Linked DNA regions of Homo sapiens: region 2 is linked to region 1. Evidence: chromatin contacts called from ENCODE Hi-C or POLR2A ChIA-PET data. All regions are on one chromosome and are shown on one strand. The core of a region is the stretch at or near the end of the contact, and the rest is flanking DNA. Distances in the headings are between cores, read along the strand shown.

Region 1 (3,214 bases), core at 260-2,759:
TTTATCATGGTCACAGAACCACTACTTTTTTGGTATAGGGAGCCAAGGATCCAAATGGAGACTGCTACTATTTTGCGCAGCATTTCCCCACCTTGTATCTCATGGCCAAACTTTTCAACGCCCCAGATGCAATTTCAGCAGTTAAACGCATGATTTTTCCCCATGAATGTGTGTTCGTGTGTGTGTGTATTTTTAAGTATCCCTTCCCTCACTTTTTGGCACTGGTGCTGCTTTCTGCCTCCAATCTCTCCTCTCTCTGTTTCAGCCTCCACACTACAGCCAGAATCTGCTCTCTAAAATGCAATTGTGATCATGTTACTTCCCTATTTAAAAACCCTTCAATGGTTCACTAATGTCTTGCAGATTAAATTCAAACTCCTTGGTGTGCTAAACAAAGCACTCAAATATCTGGCCCCTTCTACGCGCTTATCGCTCATCATACCCTCTCTTGCATTCACTTAGCTGGTGGTATCAAACTTCTCAACAGTTCCCTACACAAGAGCCTGTTTATTGATCCTTCAGCCTGGAATTACTTCCCTTACCCGACTCAAGACTCTAGCGCCACCTTTGCTATGAAGTCTCTCTTGACCATACTCACAGATAGAACTGATTGTTCCTTTGTGTGTATGCCCACACCCTTACAGGCCTGGATCTTAAGTCTGTTATCACTGCGTTGCGCTTATTTACAAGTATCCGCTGTCCCACCCACGCTCCACTTAGGCCTCTTTATACCCCTAGGTACTCACACAGAGCTTGGCACAAGTGATGCTTTATAAATGGTCAATGAATGAACGTAGTGGAAACACAGAAGAAGAGGGAGAAGAACTGGGGAAGAAAGAAGCTCTGTGGAGAGAATACTAATTGTTTTGCACATGAAAATAATGAGTTGTGAGGGAGGTCAAAAAGGTCAAAGGGAAGAGCCCTGCCTTACAGGAACTCACTGTCTGCTGGGAGGCAAGAGGTAAGGTCCGCATACCAAACACACGAAGCAATGAGCTTATCGGGGTGAAAATGGCTCGTGCACATTATAGTATCACAGAAACTTAGAGGCTGGGGGAGGATGGAGAGGAAACTGGCCTAGTCAAGTGTCTTCTAAGTGTTAGGCGGTTTTCGAGCGTTAAACAGTTTAATCTTTACAACCACCCCATGATGAGGATAGTAGCTCCATTTTAGGGACGAAGAAACATGCTCAGAGAATTTAGGTTGCCCAATGTCACAAACTACCATGTGGAAGGACCATAATTAGAATTTAGGTCAACTGCCTCCAGAGCCCTGAGGCTTTCGCTCCCCCTCTCTCGGCGGTCGAGACCCACAGGGCTCCCATTCACCTGCGCGTCGGCCTGCGCTAGCTATAGCCCTCAGGCGCGCCGCGTTCCGCGCACTCACACCACCCTCTGCGCGCCAGCCCTGCGTCCCTCCCACGCGAACTGCGCCGGCGCGTCCAGCCCTCCCGCCCGGGGGAGGGGCGGGGTTGCGTCGCTGCCGCTGACCCTTGAGCGCGCGGCGGCAGAGGCGGTGTCCAGGCTTCCGGGCGGGTAGTCCTTCGGCTCCGGAGCCGCGACTGCGCTCGCCTAGGTGGTGGGCGGGGAGGGAAGGAAGGGAGCGGGCGCAAGGCGGCGGCGGCGGCTGCGGGTGAGGAACTTGTTGCGCCCGCGGCTGCGCGGTGCCCCTCCCTCCGCTCCAGTTCGTCGGGGCGGGCGCGGCGGCGGCGGCGAAGGAGGAGCGCGGCCGGGGCGATGCGGCGCTACCTGCGCGTCGTGGTGCTGTGTGTGGCCTGCGGCTTCTGCTCGCTCCTTTACGCTTTCAGCCAGCTCGCCGTGTCCCTGGAAGAAGGAACGGGCGGCGGTGGCGGGAAGCCGCAGGCCGCGGTGGCTTCCTGGCTCGCGGGCGGCGGACGCGGCGCCGTGAGAGGCGCCGGCGTCGCGGGCCCCGCAGCGCATCCCGGCGTGTCGGACAGGTACGGGCAGTTCCCGGTGTGGGGGACGCGGCGGGCGCGGGGCGCTGGGCGCGGGCTCGGCCTAGCCCGGGCTGCTCGCCGGTGGGTGCCGCGTCTCCCGCGTCTTTCCTCCTGTCTCTGACCCCTCACTCATTTCCCTCCTTCCCCTCCGGCCGGGGCTAAACCTGCGCTGCTCCCGCCTGAGAGTGTCCTACACTTTCTGTGTTTATCTTTTGACCCAGTCATGCGCCCTTTAAAGCAGTTAGAAATTAATTTTCAACTTTTTAAAAAGAGGGTTCTTTGAAAATAAGAGGTGTCCACAAAAGCCTTACTGCTGCCTGGCTAGTGAGAATTTCCTCTTGTTTCAGTGGAGTTCAAGTTGAGATATTTAAACATGAGGCTGGCGCCCTAGTTCAGTGTTTAAGGATTGTGTGTGTGTGTGTGAGTGTATATGTGTGTGTATTTTGTCCCTCATGCTGATTTTCCTGTGTTAACGCTTACACTTCTAAGTATTAGCCATGGTTAGTTAAATTTGGAAATGGCATTTGTGCGGGTTGTGAAATTTTCTTTTGGAAACACTCAGTTTATTAAGAAACTTAGAGCAAATTAAGAAAAATGAGCGATACTTGGCGTGCTCAAGTCTGTTGTTGGATGGGATGGAGTTACCTTTCTTGACAAATTGGTATTTAAAAAGCGACGTAATGACTTAGGACGTAATCACTGCCAGAGTGGGAATCAACATGAGATTTAAATAGAAAAAAAATGTTTCTGTCAACGCATTATGAATGCTTGAAATCTGAGCGTTTGCACTGCCTTGCAACATGGACACTTCCACCTTATGTATGGGCATCTCTCTGGGAATGACCTGAAGTGCTCCCTACCAAGACTTGGCAAATGCTGCTTTGATATAGAGAAGTATAGGGTTTGTCGGAAGAGGGAGTATAGATCAGTTGTGGGCTGTTGTTTAACATCATTTTGAGAGTCGATGGTCATTCCCAGAATGAAAGGGGAAAGTTTGGGCAGAGGAGCAGCGTGGAAAGCGGACTTGTCATGTTTTTACCCTGAGATTTGATTACAGTCAGGGTAATTCCTACATCAGGACCCTCAGTTGTCTGTCCTGGGAGAAAGCAGTCACTGAAGACTTGAATGAGCTCGTGAAAAATGACAGGTTGAAGCTAAACTGTTTATGGCCTAGTATGTTATTGTGAAGCATTTGCAATTATGGAAAAGGAATTATTTTTATATGGGGTAGAATTGTAAGGAAGCAACATTTTAATT
Region 2 (3,214 bases), core at 484-2,983, 3.1 Mb before region 1:
AGACTGTGTCAATTTTATTGTAACTTTTTAAATTTCACTCCTATATTTTTATGTAATCATCAGGTACTACTTAATCTTGCTAAACAGTAGTAACAGCCAGAGTGACCCAGTGGTAAGAGCATTAATCTTCACTGGTTTTACAAGTCAGAAAACCTGGGTTTGAAAGTGTGAGAAGCTGGGCAGACCAACCTGTGCGCTTCAGTTTTCTCTCCTATAAAAACTACTACTATTTGCTCTCTCCTTAAAGATGAATAACTAGTAAATTGTTCTTAAATGAATGAATGAAATGTGAAACTAAATCATGGAGTGTAATCTCCTCTATTCGATTTGTCCCTGGACAACCAAGAAGTTACCAAATTTTTTTGATCGAAATATTCCGTGCCCAAAATGTAACAGAAATAAAAACCACACCCAACTCCTAAAATTAAGTTACTTTTAAAGTTATTAGATAACAACAGGGCTTTAGAACATCAGCAGGATGTTCTGCTTTAAAATTGATTTGGCATCCAGGAGACTAAGCCGAGTCGCCACAACAGACTGGCTTGGTAATTTAATTAGAGTCTTCTGGAGGGACACATTATATCATCATCCCCCGACAGTGTTCTCTTTAGGGACCTGATTTTCTCTCTAGTCCTCTCATTCCTTTCCCCTTCCTCACCTCCTCTCATCCCTTTTGTTTGCCCTTTTTTTCTTTTTTTGCTCTTAAAACAGCTCTCCCTCCGTTCGTCTTGTCACTTCCATGCATTTTTAACTCTAACTAGAAATGGGTCACCCCAGGTTTGCTCCCCAAGCCCCAGGGCCCCTCAGGACGAGTGAAAAAGGCCCTGCGGTCCTCCCTGCCTGGGGGAATTCCTCCTCCGATCACAGCTCCGGTGGGCTCCGCAGATGGGAAAGGGTTTCCAGCGCGCGCCTAGCGGCCACAAATCACTTCCCGGGGCCGCCCCGCCAGGCCTCAAACCTCCCAGAGCCGTCGGTCGGCTTTTACTTTAACGAGGATTCAGATGGGTCACACCCTGTCCTCCAAATGCGGGCCTGCTCCCCGGACCCCGCCCAGGGGGCTCGCCCCAGTGCCGAGGCTCCTGGGCAACCCTAGCACTCTGCGAGTCGGGGAAGTGACCCCAAAGTTGCTTCTGAGTGGAGACTTCCGCACGCAGAGGCGTCCCCGCAGCTGCCAGGCTTTTCAGGGGCAGCATCCCCCGCCCGTCAGGAGCCTGTCCTCGGGGCCACCACGCGCCCCGCGCCTCAGCCCCGCAGGGGCCGCACCGGGGCCTCAGTCTGCAAGCAGCCGGGGACAGCGGGCTTCCTCCCCTGCCCGGAGCGGCCGAGCGTCTCGGCCAACCTCCCCCGCGGAGAGCACAGCGCCCCCGCGCAGTCCCCGAACTTCTTCCCGCGTCGGCTCGGGCTCTCGGGTGGGGACGCGGGGACCCCTCGCTCACCGATATCCCCATCGTCGTCGTCCTCCTCCTCCTCCATTTGTAGCAAAACATTCCTGCTCATCTTTTTCATGTCTCCCTCAGAAGGCGGCTCCGAACTTGGCGCGAAGTTGGGGGCTCCCGGGTTCCAGAACGGCGCGGCTCTCCCAGGGGCCGGATCGGGGACCGCGGGGCGTGTGTCGCTTGGGCTCAGGGGCCGCTGAGCCCAGCCAGCGCCGGGGAAAGCCGAGCCGAGGCACCCACCGACCGGAGCCCAGAGCCGGAGGACGCCTCTCGCCTGCCGAGCGGAGCCCGGAGACTGAGCATGCCCAGTGCGGCCGCCGCGGCTCGCTGCGGAATGATTGAACTTCCCCGGTTTTACGAGGCGCGCAGAAGGAAGTCGGCAGGCGAGACTGCAGAGGGAGTAGTGCGATCCTGCGCGCGGGGGAACTAGCTGGAGGGCAAGGCGGGAACACGTGAGTGCGGGAGTGGACTGGGTTCCCTGAGCATTGATCCCAAACAGGGCAGCTTTTCGTTCCAAGGTCGTCTGTGGACACACACTGTGGCTTGCTTTGTTTTAACGTCTGATACTGGAGAGGAGGGAAATGCTGCTGCAGCACAACTGCAGAACCCTGGAAGGCGAACTCGTTTGAATGGCTTTTAAAGGCGACGTGGAGCTAATAATGGGGGGATCTTAAATTACTCTAGCTCCGAAGTGGGAAAGTGGAATCTGTACGGGTAGGTTAAGATTACGGTGGAGTCGGGGTGGGAGGAGAGGCAAAACTCAGAGAATAAGCAAAAGAAGAAGGGGCGGGACGGACGGGAGTGGGGGTGGAGAGAATTTTCTAAATAAACGTGTGCACAAAGGCAGGAGGATTTCCGCATACATTGAGGTCGCGGAGAGTGGAGAAGCGCCCCCTACTCCGCCCGCGCGAGCACACAGGGAGTGGTCGGAAGATAATCGCTGAAGCGTCCAGCCTATTTGTACAATTGAAACTAGTCCTCTGTGTCAAAGAGGGAGAAGAAGCCGAAGACCACTAGAGTTAGATGTAAACTCTTCTAAAGCAATGTGGAAAGCTATAATAAGAGAAAAGAAAGTCGTGAAATAAAATTAAGGCAGAGAGTTTTTATTTTTATTTTTAATGCTTTCCTGGAAACCAAAGGGACCGATAGGACAAATACAAAGGGATTTAGTACTTTAAAGACCCTTGGAGTTGTTTGAACGGCAGGTTTTGGGGATCGCGTGTCTACAAAACTTTTTTCAAAAAAGCTGGTACATTCAGGTTGTTCAATTTTGACTTCTCAAAAGGGCTAGAAGGTATATTTGAAATCTTGGTTATATGTGTTATTGTCTACTCATTGAAATTGTTTATATTTTTTCCACTGAAGTGCTAGGGTTATCACAATAACACTAAATCTACTGTGCATGTTTTTTCTTCCACATACTTTTTTTAAGACGGTCTCGCTCTGTTGCCGAGGTGGGAGTTCAGTAACTAGAACTACAAGCGGAGCACACCACCATGTGGGGCTTATTCTTAAATTTTTTTGTAGAGATGGGTGTCTCACTATGTTGCCCAGGCTGGTTTCGAACTCCTGGCCTCCAGCAATCCTTGCACCTCAGTTTCCTAACATTTTTAATGTTCTCTCTGAAAGAAAGAAAACATTGGGACCAATCTTAAGTGGGAAAATAGACATGAATATATACATGAAAAGACATGATGAAATTACTTTTAAGAAAATACCTGGGAAACACTATACTTGCTTCTTGAGGTACTTTTTTTGAATAAACAGAATTGTTTTTA

The links. Hi-C counts contacts between places; a loop is a spot of excess contacts on that map. ChIA-PET counts read pairs that join two places held with the same protein, here RNA polymerase II (POLR2A). Pooled maps may share reads with other maps.
Region 2: a pooled map shows a loop between it and region 1 (12-fold over the local background). The contact joins the promoter of ANO6 here to the promoter of GXYLT1 in region 1. A Hi-C loop is called at or near these places in 6 of 50 pooled maps. POLR2A ChIA-PET finds 5 or more read pairs at or near these places in 2 of 52 experiments (BJ and OCI-LY7).

Annotation. Positions count from the first base shown.
Region 1 is chr12:42,143,169-42,146,382 of GRCh38, reverse strand. It overlaps GXYLT1 (glucoside xylosyltransferase 1), which reads left to right and starts at 1,509. Exons shown (of 8, transcript NM_173601.2): 1 at 1,509-1,957. The coding sequence starts at 1,737. RefSeq lists an enhancer at 1,082-1,151 and silencers at 1,312-1,811, 1,892-2,121.
Region 2 is chr12:45,214,614-45,217,827 of GRCh38, reverse strand. It overlaps ANO6 (anoctamin 6), which reads right to left and starts at 1,733. Exons shown (of 20, transcript NM_001025356.3): 1 at 1,437-1,733. The coding sequence starts at 1,506. It also overlaps the pseudogene PLEKHA8P1. RefSeq lists enhancers at 728-857, 1,868-1,967 and a silencer at 1,098-1,407.